Regions from separate parts of the Homo sapiens genome. Here region 1 is linked to region 2. Evidence: chromatin contacts called from ENCODE Hi-C or POLR2A ChIA-PET data. All regions are on one chromosome and are shown on one strand. The core of a region is the stretch at or near the end of the contact, and the rest is flanking DNA. Distances in the headings are between cores, read along the strand shown.

What was found. A loop is a pair of places that touch in the nucleus more often than their neighbours do. ChIA-PET counts read pairs that join two places held with the same protein, here RNA polymerase II (POLR2A). Pooled maps may share reads with other maps.
Region 1: a map of gastrocnemius medialis shows a loop between it and region 2 (13-fold over the local background). The contact joins the enhancer-like site here to the promoter of YPEL2 in region 2. A Hi-C loop is called at or near these places in 1 of 168 maps with a recorded cell type or tissue (gastrocnemius medialis) and 1 of 50 pooled maps. POLR2A ChIA-PET finds 5 or more read pairs at or near these places in 3 of 52 experiments (OCI-LY7, PC-9 and activated naive CD4-positive, alpha-beta T cell).

Annotation. Positions count from the first base shown.
Region 1 is chr17:59,292,458-59,296,741 of GRCh38, forward strand. No RefSeq gene overlaps it. Among named protein-coding and RNA genes, the nearest start is that of YPEL2, 37 kb to the right of the region's middle. Within about 2 kb of position 2,919, at least 4 of the 41 ENCODE cell types and tissues checked have a DNase peak (open chromatin) inside an H3K27ac peak, as active enhancers do; they include PC-9 and gastrocnemius medialis, where a contact is called at or near this core.
Region 2 is chr17:59,329,366-59,333,021 of GRCh38, forward strand. It overlaps YPEL2 (yippee like 2), which reads left to right and starts at 2,290. Exons shown (of 5, transcript NM_001005404.4): 1 at 2,290-2,459. RefSeq lists a silencer at 2,056-2,575 and an enhancer at 2,786-3,347.

The sequences.
Region 1 (4,284 bases), core at 1,669-4,168, 36 kb before region 2:
AACTGATATTGTCAGTAAAATCATCTTCAAAATAAAAGGTATCATATTGGAGTGACTTTTTCCCTCAATGTGCACATCCAATTTTCATTAGTTTAGTAAACACATATGGAATGTCTAATGTGTACAAAACTTTGAAATTGGGCCCTACCCTCAAGAAAATCTTTTTTGTTTTTTTTTTTGAGACAGAGTCTCGCTCTGTTGCCGAGGCTGGAGTGCAGTGGCGTGATCTCGGCTCACTGCAAACTTCACCTTCCAGGTTCAAGTGATTCTCCTCCCTCAGCCTCCCAAATAGCTGGGATTACAGGCATACACCACCATGCCTGGCTAATTTTTGTATTTTTAGTAGAGATGGGGTTTCACCATGTTGGCCAGGCTGGTCTCGAACTCCTGACCTCAGGTGATCCTCCTGCCTTGGCCTCCCAAAGTGCTGGGATTACAGGCATGAGCCACCATGCCCGGCCAGAAAGCCATATTTTAGAAGAAAAGACTTAGAATAAGAGCTTAATGGCCTAAGGACAGTTTCTAACTTGTCATCTTATATTTAGTTACTAACCTACTATTAATCCATAAGTTATACTGAAAGTAGCTGTGTAAGAACTAATATTTATATAGTGAATTATTCCTTCAAGCAACATTAAGTGTCTTCTGTGTACCAGGCACTGTCCTAGAGGTTGAAGATTTTATAAAGTATAAGATGCAGTCCCTACTTGCAAGGGATTGATGGGCAATTACACTTTGCAAGGCATTATATATATTACCTTACTTTATTCTTCATTCTAGGCATTAAGAGATAGAGCAGGCTGGACACTGTGGCTCACGCCTGTAATCCCAGCACTTTGGGAGGCCGAGGTGGGCAGATTACCTGAGATCAGGAGTTCGAGACCAGCCTGACCAACATGGGGAAACTCCATCTCTATTAAAAATACAAAAATTAGCCGGGAATGGTGGCACATGTCTATAATCCCAACTACTCAGGAGGCTGAGGCAGGAGAATCGCTTGAACCCGGGAGGCAGAGGTTGCAGTGAGTCAAGATGGCACCATTGTACTCCGGCTGGGCAACAAGAGCAAAACTCCGTCTCAAATAAATAAATAAATACATAAACAGAGAAATACAGCCTCAGAGTTCCAAGAATTGCTCAAGGTTGATCATCAAATAAATCACAGAGTGGAGTTTTCTGATGACATAGCTCATGATATATACAACAAGGATTAATATTTTGTACCTAAATTTAGAGAGAGCCTGGAGCTCTGATTTCTTTCTCTATATCTCCTTCCCTTTTTATGCTAGACATAAGGAAAATTTTATTCTGATAGTTAAGTACATTTGTACTTGATATTTTTGAGAACTGGTGGTGTTCTGGCTATTTCTCTCTTGAGACTACTTAGGCAACAATCTTAAAAAGATTTTAAATGATATCATAAAACTCCAAAGTATTTTTGTTGAAATTTCTGTGTCACAAAACTGAAGTACGCATTATTCAGTAGAGCAGAGATTTCTTACATTTTTCTGTTTGTCTAAAATATGTAGAGCAGGTATATAAATTCCACTTTCCTTTGGGTACTGCAGTGACGTACAGAAAGACCTTTTATTACACCGAGCTTCTGGAGCGCCAGAAACTCATCTTATCCACCTCTATTTCCATCTTTCCCAACCTGGCAAAATGCATATGAGGCACATGGCAGATGCTCATTAAAACTTGAAGTGGAAAAGAGCAAGAAAAGAGAAACTGAGTTATGGAAAGTCTCTTTTTGGGTGGACAACAACAACAGAATTCTTCAGGGTTAATATTTCAGATAATTTAATTAGTCCCATATTTGCAATTAGAAGAAATAGCTAAGAAATCTATGAACTTCCTTCAGTGTTTAGTGGGTGAAAAGAAAATAGCCTCCTTTGATCGAGACCATCCTGGCTAACACGGTGAAACCCCGTCTCTACTAAAAATACAAAAAATTAGCCGGGCGAGCTGGTGGGCGCCTGTAGTCCCAGCTACGCGGGAGGCTGAGGCAGGAGAATGGCGTGAACCCCGGGGGGCGGAGCTTGCAGTGAGCCGAGATCGCGCCACTACACTCCAGCCTGGGTGAAAGAGTGAGACTCCGTCTCAAAAAAAAAAAAAAAAAGAAAAAGAAAAAGAAAATAGCTTCCTTTGAGTAAGAGCACTCTGGTTTTTATTGTGGTTTGGTTTGGTTTGGTTTGGTTTGGTTTATTTTCTTCTCATATAATCAGCAGTCTTTGGGCCAGGCACGGTGGGTCACGCCTGTAATCCCAGCACTTTGGGAGGCCAAGGCGGGAGAATCATCTAAAGTCAGGAGTTTGAGACCAGCCTGACCAAATTAATGAAACCCCTGTCTCTACTAAAAATACAAAAAATAGCCAGGTGTGGTGGTGGGCACCTGTAGTTCCAGCTAGTCCGGAGGTTGAGGCATGAGGATTGCTTGAACCCAGGAGGCGGAGGTTGCAGTAAGCCAGGATCAAGCCACTGCACTCCAGCCTGGGCGACAGGGTGAGACTCTCTCCCAATTAAAAAAAAAAATTATCTGAGGTCGGGCATGGTGGCTTACACCTGTAATCCCAGCACTTTGGGAAGTTGATGTGGGAGGACTGCTTGAGCCCAGGAGTTTCAGACTTGCTTGGGCAACATAGCGGAACCCCGTCTCCTAAAATATCTATATATTTTAGTGTTTACAATGTGCTAGGTTCTATGGATAAAGTAGTGAAAAAGGCAGACAAGGTTCCTGTTCTGAAAGTCCATTCTGAAATTTTAATCCAACTTGTGTGCAGGTTGACTAAACCACCATTGTATTTTATCTGACTCAGCACGCTTTTTTTTTTTCGAGACGGAGACTCACTTTATTGCACAGGCTGGAGTGCAGTGGCATGATCTCGGCTCACTGCAACCTCTGCTTCCCAGCTTCAAGCGATTCTCATGCTCAGCCTCCTAAGTTACAGGCATGTGCCACCACGCCTGGCTAATTTTTGTATTTTTAGTAGAGATGGGGTTTCACCATGTTGGCCAGGCTGGTCTCAAACTCGTGACCTCAAGTGATCCGCCCGCCTTGGCTTCCCAAAGTGCTGGGATTACAGGCATGAGCCACCACGCCTGGCCTCAGCACTCTTTTTTATTAACTCCCCACAGAAAAGAACAATCTAAGAGCAGAAAACTTGAATGGCATCTGATTTTAATTGATTAAACGGATTAGTACTCCTTTCTTTTTTGGAAAAGCAATCATTCTCCTTTCTCTTGCCTGGAAAGAATAAATGCCAAGTGCTGAAGGTAAAAGCTATACACAGGCAACATTAACCATTTAGTCTCTGTGCTTTTCCATTTCCAGGATGTGTACTTAACTGCATTTTGGAAATATAAGTTCTTTCAACTGTTATTTCTGCCTTTTATACATCAGTGTAGTATTTATAATATTGAGATGGAAATATTAGAGAGGAGGTCCCATTATGTTGCCTAGGCTTGCCTCGAACTCCAGAGCTCAAGCTATCCTCCCACCTCGGCCTCCCAAAGTGTTGGGATTATAGGCGTGAGCCACTGAGCCGAGCCTTGAGCTGGGAATTGGCTTTTTCTGTAAAGGGCTAGACAGCAAATGTATCAGGTCTTGCAGGCTATAGGGTCTTTGTCACAACTACTGAACTCTGCTGTTACAGTACAAGAGCAACCATAGATCTTGCCTAAATAGATAAGTGGGGCTGTGTTCCAATATATATTTGCATTTCATGTACTTTTCATGTGTCACAAAATATTATTCTTCTTTTGATTTTTTCTAACCATCTAAAAAATATAACATCCATTCTTACAAACAGGTTGGATTTGGCCTGTGAACCATAGTTTGACAGTCCCTGCTACAAAGGACTGGTTAGTTCAGTTAATCAGGATCTGGTGATGAGGCCAAGGCTGTGGATTTAATCCTCATGTGAATGATCAAATTACCTTTGCACTGGTGAACATGTTGCAATCTCAAATTCCGCCCTCATTTCTTGCCGGTAACTTGAAGATGTGGGCCATTATTGTCACCAGAAGAAGCCAATAAAAGATGCCATTTCCTCATGCTTCCATTTCTAATATAGCTTACTGATGATTATCCACATTCAGTCACTGGAAAGTTTTTTTGTTTGTTATGTTTTTGTTTTTGTTTTTTTTTAGACAGCCTTGCTCTGTTGCTCGGGCTGGAGTGCAGTGGTGCAATCTTGGCTCACTGCAACCTCCACCTCTGGAGTTCAAGCGATTTCTGGATAATTTTTTTGGCATTTTTGGTAGAGACGGGGTTTCACCATGTTG
Region 2 (3,656 bases), core at 1,040-3,539:
ATAAACATCTGTCTCATTTCACCAACTCTCCATTGGCCTCAGCGTCTCTCCTCTCAGTAGATTCTTCAGAATACTATCATCCAAGTCAAGCAGGGAATTCTGCTCATAGTAGGCACTGAGAAAATGTATTGAGGGACAATTCAAGTGCCCCCTCTGGGTTCAGAGAAGTTGCATCTATTACTTTGTTTCACTTACTTCATTGTTTCACCTCTCCCTTCTCCTTTACCAGCTCAAAATGCTTGGCTCTTTTTGACTGGGAGGAGGCATGATCAGGCTTAACACTTTTTTTGTTATTGGCCGGCTGGCTGGTTTTATTGTCTCCTGACCCTAAGGTCTGGGGCCTCTTCCAGTCCCCTGCATACACACAGCAGGCCTGAAGGGGTCCTCAGAGCTCCCTCTGAAACCACTGTATCAGGCTAGTCTTCTTTAGCTAACGTTATCTTTTATTTAAACAGAAACAGTAGCCACCAGTCTTGTTACATAACATACCAATATCCTAGGGTGTTAAACTAATTCAGCATCTACTGTTAGGAAGTGGTGATGTGGCAACACAAATATTCGCTCACACAATATTGCGGAAACGTTGTAACAAACATGACTTTCTGGCCCTACTTAGAATTTCAGAGCTGGAAGGGACTTGAGATCATCCTATTTCAACCCTCCTTGTTTTAAACTGTGGAAACCTAGGCCTGGAGAGACAAAGAAACTTGCTCAAGAAGCAGATCAGGGCGAGACGGCAAGCTCTTACTAATCTAAAGAATCCATCACATCTTAGATTAAGGATTAAATGCTAAACAGTTCTTGTTTGTGATTCCTCTCATCTGAAAGCATTCCCCCCCCCCCCCCGTTTTAGACTCTCCAAACTAGTCAGTTGTGAACCAGGACATAGCCTTTGTTTACACTGAAACTGCAAATCTGAGGCTGATATGTCAGCCCCACAATACTGAGGTATTTGGGGTGTTTTGTTGTTTTTACTAACCTTGGTGACTGGATTCACATGCAATAGATATTAACTGAATACAATTTGGTTGACCAAGCATATTTTAAAAACAGCTGGGTGGAGATGCAGGTGAGCCAGCATTCTGGGTGTACGTGCAAACCAGTGTGTGGAAGGCGGAGAGTCAGCTGCACCTCCTGCAGCACCTCACATCCTGATGGCTGCACAGTAAAACACTAGTTTCCTTGGAGGAAGAGTTCCCAGAGGAACTGCGGAACCCCAGTGTCTTGAGCGAAAGGCAGGACCTGCTTTGTTCACCTTGTCCGTGCCAACATTCTTTATCAAACTGTCCTGTTTTCCTGCTGGGAAACTGCCCCACTCCACCCACCTGGTGCCTCCCTGGTTTCCTGACTGCCACGAGGTTATTTTTTAACCTGCTCTTCCTTGAAAAGCACCACCCCGGTGACCCAGAACGTGGACTCCTCCCCTCTGGTCACTCGGACCATCCCACTCTAATTACCGTCATCTGCCTCTGAAAGTCATGGAAAATTAGCAGCAATGGGGCGGTCTTCAATTCCACTAAGCCCCTTTCGTACTTTTAATTCGCCGAAATTACTAGCAGGGCAGAGAGAAGAGGGGAAATGCCTGGCTTCTGAGCAAGGCATGGGTGGGCTGGGTGCAACTAGCACTATCATTTTCTTTTAATTTTATTATTATTATACTTTAAGTTTTAGGGTACATGTGCACAATGTGCAGGTTTGTTACATATGTATACATGTGCCATGTTGGTGTGCTGCACCCATTAACTCGTCATTTAGCATTAGGTGTATCTCCTAATGCTATCCCTCCCCCCTCCCCCCTATCATTTTAAATTCAATTACCCGGGGCCTGAGGGCCACTTCTGGTAACTTAGGCTATGGCTTAGGGCGAGGTTTAAAACGTAAGAAAGGAATGACTATCTTGAGCCTCCAGGGAGATGCACTGCAAATCCCCCCGCCCCAAAATACAACCCAGGTTCTGGGAATCCCAGCCCTGCCCTGGGGACAAACCCCAAACTCAAATAAACGGCCTCCTCCTAGGCGCTGAGAGCCCACCCAGCTTTGGCACTCTGGGTCCCTGCCCTCCGGCAAGTTGCCGGGACGGGCGGGACCCTAACCAGCCGCTCTCCCCTAGCCCAGGCTGGGCCGGGCCGAGGGGTGGGGGAGTGGGCGGTCGGGGAAGCGGGGGGCGGAGTTCCGTCCTCTGATGATTGGCTCTGCGCGGATGGGCTGCGGCTGCGCCCGGCCAACCCGCGGCGTGTTGCTATGTGCTGAGCCGAGGGGATAGGTGCGGGGGCGCGTCCATCACGGGGTAGCCCCCGGCCCGGACCCGGAGGGATGCGGAGTGGCGGCCGCGGCGGTGGCGGAGACTGTGGCTTTAAGAGCGTGCCGGGAGCCCGAGCCCCAGCCGGGCCGCGCTTCGCCGCTGCGCACCCCAGCGGAGCCAAGCCCCACGCTGGCCGGACAGGGCCGCCTGTCGCCGGGTAAGTGCACCGGAGTGCGGCGCGGGCCGGGCGCGCGTGGGCGTGGGGCGCGCTGTCAGCTCGGGCTCTGGGTCCCCGGCCCCGGCCTCCGGACTCCCCCGGCCGGGCCTGCGCGGGGTTGGGGGTGCGGCGCCCTCGGTTCCGCGTGGGGTCCCCGTGGGCGCCGGGGACGGGGAGCGGCCGCCGGGCCACGTGACCGGTTTGTTTACAAACACTGCCGGGCCCGCGGCCGCTCGCGGAGGGAGCCCAAGGGCGCGGGACCCCCGGCCGGGGCGGGAGACGCGCGCCAGGGGCTGGGCGAGTCTGCGGGGCCAGGTTTGGGGCGGGGGTGCGGAGCTGGAATCGCCGCTTCCTCCTCCGCGTCGTCCCCATGGGTTCGGACTCCATGGGGTCCGGGTGGGGCTGGGGACGCCCTCCGTCCTCTCGTGACGCCGCGTTTCCCTCGGAGAGTCCTGGGGACACTTAGGTCCAGGGGCGCCGCCCTGGGGGCCTTCCACTGTGGGACTGGGCGCCCTCGAAATTTCTCGGAGCGCGTCGTCTGCCCCGACCCGGGTCGAGGTAACCGCAGCCGAGTTCCTCCCTGGCCGCGTCTCGGCGCCTCCCCGGTGTCCTTGCCAAGGGGGTGGGCGCGAGGTCCTGCCCGACGGAACGCGGGAGCCTCTGCCGCGAGCGCCTCCCCGGAGCTGGCGCTTAGGGGCGGCCCCGACCTTTCGCCACTTCCAGTTCACCCTGCTTGGCCGCCGACCTCCTCTGGTGTCTTTCCCGGAGTGGTGGGCTTTTCTCCGGTCTTGGGGGCGTGCGGGGGTGGGGGACACCTGTTCTTCTGGACTTCTTGTCCGGAAGATTGCTACCTCTGCCTTCAGTCTTAGCTGCGAGAGTTTAAAAAGCCAGGTGAGCGAGTGTCTTGTTTTCCTCCGCTTGGAGCGGAGCTGCACCCTCGCCCGCCCCCCAGTCCCGCCGCTGTGAAAGGCCCCAGAGAACTGCTCCGAAGCTTTGCTGGGGTTTTTGCTTTCTGGCCTCCTTGCTGATTTGCTGTCCTTGCAACTTGGGAGGCTCTTGAGTGAGTCCTTGCCTTTGGTGAATCTGAAGGCTAACGAGACAGCTGTCTTTTCCTCCCTGCCCTTCCTTCCTTGTTCTTCCTTGTTCCAAAGCATTGGGCAAGAAGGGTAGCGGTCAGCTTCCCTGTGCCTCACAGAG